Linked DNA regions of Homo sapiens: region 2 is linked to region 1. Evidence: read pairs that join two places in POLR2A ChIA-PET (ENCODE). Cell type or tissue: CD4-positive, alpha-beta T cell. All regions are shown on one strand. Links, peaks and the distances in the headings refer to the core of each region. The heading gives the core; the rest is flanking DNA.

Evidence for each region. ChIA-PET counts read pairs that join two places held together with the same protein. Peaks named below come from ENCODE experiments on the same cell type or tissue, not always from the same donor. Only the 100,000 strongest peaks of a DNase experiment are listed, where the experiment ranks them.
Region 2: POLR2A ChIA-PET joins it to region 1 with 5 read pairs; 1 of 35 experiments calls an interaction of 5 or more read pairs at or near these places.

Annotation. Positions count from the first base shown.
Region 1 is chr17:17,674,876-17,677,777 of GRCh38, reverse strand. It overlaps SMCR2 (Smith-Magenis syndrome chromosome region, candidate 2), which reads left to right and starts at 90. Exons shown (of 4, transcript NR_131243.2): 1 at 90-203; 2 at 1,407-1,568; 3 at 2,256-2,412. RefSeq lists an enhancer at 1,746-2,374. In CD4-positive, alpha-beta T cell, for the core only: no CTCF peak of the experiment used is centred there; a DNase peak (open chromatin) is centred at 1,317.
Region 2 is chr17:16,910,295-16,913,196 of GRCh38, reverse strand. No RefSeq gene overlaps it. Among named protein-coding and RNA genes, the nearest start is that of TNFRSF13B, 60 kb to the left of the region's middle. RefSeq lists an enhancer at 2,449-2,618. In CD4-positive, alpha-beta T cell, for the core only: no CTCF peak of the experiment used is centred there; a DNase peak (open chromatin) is centred at 1,366.

The DNA.
Region 1 (2,902 bases), core at 91-2,590:
TGCCTCTGCTCATGAGGACCCTTGTGATTCCATTCCGGTCCACCTGGATAATCCAGGCTAATCCCTCCATCTCAAGAAGACTCTTAATTTATTTAATCACATCTGCAAGGACCCTCTGAATGCTGTCTTGCCTCAACTCATTTTACAGATAAGAAAATCAAGGCTCAGAGAGGTGAAGTCACTGATCCAAAGTCACACAGCAGGTGAGTTTAGTCACCCATTTCATGCATGGAGAGCCCACTGTGGGTCAGACACTGGGTTAGACCCTGGGTTGCAATGTGAAAGTTACCCATGAAGAGTGCTGTGGTGCCCAGGCATGCAGAGTAATGACCTAGTCCTGTCAAGGAATTCAGGGAAGGCTTCCTGGAGGAGGTGATTAGTGAGTTGAGCTTTCAAGAGTGATTTTCCTCTGCCTGCTTTAACCAGGGAGGCTTCTGAACAAACGAGGGCCCTTCCAGAGGAGGACAGCCATAGGCCTAACCATCCTGAGACTGCTCTGAATGATGCTGGTTGAGAGGGCTCAGTCTTCTCAGAAGAGAACTAGGAACTGATCAGGGATCACTGTCAGCAGAGCTAGCCCCAAGACACTTCTGCTGCTGACCCTGCTTGTCATCCTTAGTTGCACACAGGTAGAAGGGTGAGCAGGGGTGTGCACGCTATGCAATGCAGAGGCTCAATAAAGTCAGTGTTGGGGCAGAGTCTCAAACTTGCAGCTCAAAGGCCGAACTCAGGCTGCTAGGTTTGTTTTGATTGGAAAGCAGAGCAAAAAGTGAAAATTTTGAAGTTGACATACGTTGCCAGGTGCAGTGGCTCATGCCTGTAATTCCAGCACTTTGGGAGGCCAAGGCGGGAGGATCACTTGAGCCCAGAGTTCAAGGCTAGCCTGGGCAACATAGTGAGACTCATCGCTACAAAAAAAAAAGTTTTGTTTTGTTTTGTTTTGTTTTTAATTAGCCAGGTATAGTGGTGCATATCTGTAGTCCCAGCTACTTGGAAGGCTGAGGTGGGAGAATCGCTTGAGCCAGGGAGGTCGAGGCTGCAGTGAGCCATGACAGTGCTACTGCACTCCAGCCTGGGGGACAGAGTGAGACCCCATCTCAAAAAAAAAAAATAAGAGAGAGAAAAGCAAGAAAAGAAAGGAAAGAAAGAGAAAGAGAAAGAGAAAGAAAATAAATATCTTTAAGGAATCTAAGTTCTTCGGGGCCCCACCACTACCTATTGTTCTATACCCGCATTTAAATCACCTGGCTGACCAACCCCTCAGCACACCCCGACACACACACACACACATACACACACACACACACACACACACACACACAGCCTTGGGTTTCAGACACCTTCCCCCCAGGGTTCTTAACACTCACATCTGTGTGGCCTTGAACTTCCTGTCTGTTTTCTCATAGGTCAAAAGGAGATCATGTTTCCTGCCTGGAGGAGAGGCCCCGGTGGACTGGAATAGGAGAAAGTGGAGGGGGTGTATTTCAGGATAGAATCCTGCACCCTGCCAGGGACCACGCTTATCCTTGGCTCACTCAATAGGATGCAAGGGCGTTTACTGTGGCCAGGTGATTCCCGCAGCCGCTGTCTCACTAGGTCTCACCTGCATTTCAATAGCCTCCTTGTTCAGATGAGGAAACACACTTAGGGAATGAAGTCACTTGCCCAAGATCACACAGTCATACTTAGAGTAGGGATTCTCCTGGCCTGAGCTCCTGCCCACGCTGCCGCCCCGCCTCCTCTGCGATGAAAACTGGATGGAGGCTCCGGGCTGTTCTTACAGAGCCCAGGCAGAGTGTGAGTGTGCAGGAGGACTCCCATTAGCAAGCATGTAGCTAGTACTTATTTGGCACCTACTATGTGCATTTCAGTCTTATTATCTCCATTTTGCAGAGAACATAGAGGCCTAGAGAGGGGAGGAAACTCTCCCAGAATACCTTCTTCTGTGTAGGTAGCTGTCACCCAGGCTCTCTGCTTAGACAGTAACAGAGGAATGAGATGGAAAATCAGAACTCCTGCCCCAGCTCTGCCACCGTGCCACCAACAGCACGGCCTTGGGTACCTCCTCACCCTCTTTGAGACTCTGGTTTCTAACGAGGAGTGTAGCAATCCGTGCCTCCTGGGCTTATGACGATTTAAAACAGTTCAACATTGTAGAACTCTGGACCACCAACTGTTGCTGCTCCCCCTCACCCCATCAGCCTCCAGCACTTCTACAGAGAAGACAAATGTGAATGTGAACCTTTCTTTTGTAGGTCTTGTGAGTGCCCAGAGCCCTGTGGCAAGAAGCCTCTGCCAGGGAAAGGGATGCGGGGAAGTGGAGGCAGTGATGGGGAAGCAGAGCCAGGAGAGACCCTTGGGCTTCCTTCCTTCAAGGCCTCTGGTCTCTAGCAGAGAGAAGAGAGGGAGCAGGTGAGAGCCCCACTTAGCTCTAGGCAATATTTTTTTTTCAGACAGGATCCCACTCTGTCACCCAGGCTGGAGTGCAGTGGCACAATCATGACTCACTGCAGCCTCAACCTCCCAAGCTCAAGCAACGCTCCCATCTCAGCCTCCCAAGCTCAAGCACCGCTCCCATCTCAGCCTCCCAAGTTGCTTGGACTACAGGTGCACGCTATCACGCCCAGCTAATTTTTGTATTTTTTGTAGAGATGGGTTTTTGCCATGTTGTTCAGGCTGCTCTTGAACTCCTGAGTTAAGTGATCTGCCTTGCCTACCTTGGCCTCCCAAAGTGCTGGGATTACAGGCATGAGCCACTGCGTGCAGCCGAGCCAAACCTCATTCTAGATTCCATCTCCAGGAATAATGATGTGGGACCCACCACACAGCCCCCATAGTCTGGCAAGTGAGACAGACATTGAACCCACTCTAAAGAAGGGTCTCATTATCCCAAGAAAAAGAC
Region 2 (2,902 bases), core at 195-2,694, 760 kb after region 1:
GTGATCAAAATGTTCTAAAATTAGATTATGGTGACAGTTGCATAACTCTGTAAATACATTAATACTAAAAAACATAGACCCGTACACTTTAAACAGGTGAACTTTATGGCACGGGAATAATATTTCGATAAAACTATTTACTCAAGGGGAGGCAAGAACTGGGCAGCTGGAGAAAAAGAAGGAAAAAAAGACTTTCTATCATATCTTTCAATACTTTCTGGGTTTCAAGCCACCTGACTAATACTATCTATTCAAAAGCAAGTCTGAAATCAAAGGATACAAAAAAAATTAAAGACAGACCCCTGATTCTCCCCTAGTTTGGGCTGGGGAGTGGAGAGGGAGGGAGCTACCGCACACCCTGCCATAGTGTGAAGCAGTGGCTGAGTGGAAGGCCGGTAGCGGGTTCTATTGGACAAGGGCAGCTTTGGGGAGTTTCCAGGACCCATTCATGGCCTGGAAGCCACCAAAGCCACTGGACCTGAGGGGAGACAGTGCCCTATTGACCAGATGGCAGTTGCCCAACTGACCAGAGGAGCTGTCCATGCCCTTCCTCTTCTACCACCATCTCAACCCACATAAAATCTCAGAACCCCCATGAAGCCCCAAAGAGAAACAGGAAAACCCTAAGACTGACACAGCCAGGCGGAGTAGAAGCTTGAGAGAGAAGCTCCGTTGACAGAAAAAGAAAGGAAAAACTCCTCTCAGGCACTAGCTCTGTGGGCTGGGCTCACACTCTGGGCAGCGCAGACTTGGATGCAGGAGAGACTCTCCCCTGCACCCTGAGACCAGACAGCAGCCAAGGAGGGTGATTCTTAGAGCCCTCTGCTTGTGCCTCATGTGCTTGTCCGGTTAACAGATGCTGCTAGATCTCTGTGGTCAAATTAGCTTGAAAAATGCTGGGTTAAACAAAGTCAAAGCGGCCAGGTGTGGTGGCTCACGCCTGTAATCCGAGCACTTTGGGATGCTAAGGCAGGCGGATCACCTGAGGTCAGGAGTTCGAGACCAGCCTGACCAACATGGTGAAACCCCATCTCTACTAAAAACACAAAATTAGCCAGGCGTGGTGGCGCATGTCTGTAATCCCAGCTACTTGGGAGGCTGAGGCACGAGAATCACTTGAACCCGAGAGGTGGAGGTTGCAGTGAACCAAGATCGCCCACTGCACTCCAGCCTGGGCAACAAGAACAAAACTCCGTCTCAAAAAAAAAAAAAAAAAAAAAAAAGAAAGCCAAAGTATTTTTTTTTAAACTGCAGGCCTTCTTTCTCAGAGCCTTCTCTTGTGTGCTTGTGACTCTTCAAGAGGAAGTCTGGCAGGTTCAAAGCACTTTTGTGTTTTTGAGGCATATCTAATAGGAAAGACAGTCTTCTTTGTTTTACAGCTGACGGGAAGTGTCTCAGCCAAAGTCCCAGTGTGCGTCAGGGAACAACTGGCCAGGGCTGATTCTGCAGCACCAGACAGCCTCTGCCAGCACCAGGTCACAATTCCGGCTGGTCCTGACTCGTGGTCCCAGGGCTCTAAGCAACATCATCCTGTGTCGAGGCAGCCTTTGGTCACCGCTTTGTTCAATTCTCAGAAAGTTTATGTACTTGAGCTCCTGATCAGGTCCGTATCTGGGGACATGGTTAACTGGACACAAAAGAAGATCAGAGAACAGATTCGCTCCCTGCCTGGGGTGTGGGGACACAGCAGCAGGGAAAGGCTGTGAATCCAGGCTGTGTCCTAGGTCCATCCAGCGGTGGGTTCCATCTGCACAGTGAGACGTGCAGTTTTCCCCTTGACCTGTTAAGATGTAAATTAGCCGCACCCCCTCCCACCCCCGTGCCTGCGCCTTGGGTCTCAGGAGCCCAGGTGAGTGGCTGGGGTCCAGGCTCCTGGGGTCCCATGGGGGCACTGCCCACCAGTGCGCACAGAGCAGTGGAAGGCCTGCCTGGCCTTGGGATCAGGTATCGACTGTGGGATGGCCCAAGTCTTCTAGATCCGGCCCTGGCCACCCCTTGGGCCTGATCTCCTGCCCCCCGGGCACACATCCTGGGCCAGGACAGCTCTCCAGCCTCCCAGCATCACTGAGAAGGCCCTTCCCTTTTCCTGGACATACTTATTCTATTCATTGCCTAGTCAGCTCCTCCTGATCCTCCTTCAAGGCTCTGTTGAGCTGTCACCTCCTCCAGGAAGCCATCTCTGACCCAGCCCAAGTCAGGTGATGCTCTTTCTCTGTGTCTCGTTGGCCCTGTCCAACACCTAGCAGAGCACTGGAAAGGCTGAACCCTAGGCCTGGACAGCCTGGGTTTCAATCTTGACCCTGCCGCACACCAGTGGAAGGCCTTGGTGACAATTTATGGAACTCCTCTGTGCCTCTACTCCTCTCTGTCCCTCTGCATAAAAGGGGATGAGAACATTGCCCATCTCACAGGTGGTTATGAGCATGAAGTGAGGGAGCACAGTTACGTTCTTAGAGCAGGTTCTTGGTACACAGTAAGTCCTCAATAAAGGCCGTGGAGGATGAATACTATGGCCCGTATTGCACCGCATGGCGACTGCACTCCTGTGTCTTCCCGATCCTCTGAAACTTCCCAGGGGATGGGAAGCCCAGCAACAGCCAAAGGCGGAGTGAGAGGAACGTAAAAGCCAAAGAAAGTCCATGGGCCCTTGGGAAGAAACTGAAGGACGAGGAGGATGTGAGCAGGTGGAGAGGAAGGAGGGAGGCTCCAGGAAGCAGCTGGAGCAGGGTGATGGTGCACAGAGCAGGAGAGGAGAAGCAGATGGTCAGCAAACACAGGAAATGTCCAGTCTCCCAAAAATCAGAAAAACACAACTGAACAATGGAAAACTAACTTTCAGCCATCAGGTTGCAAAGTTTTAAAGTTGGTAACATCAAGGGCAGGGGGGTGATCTACAGAAGCA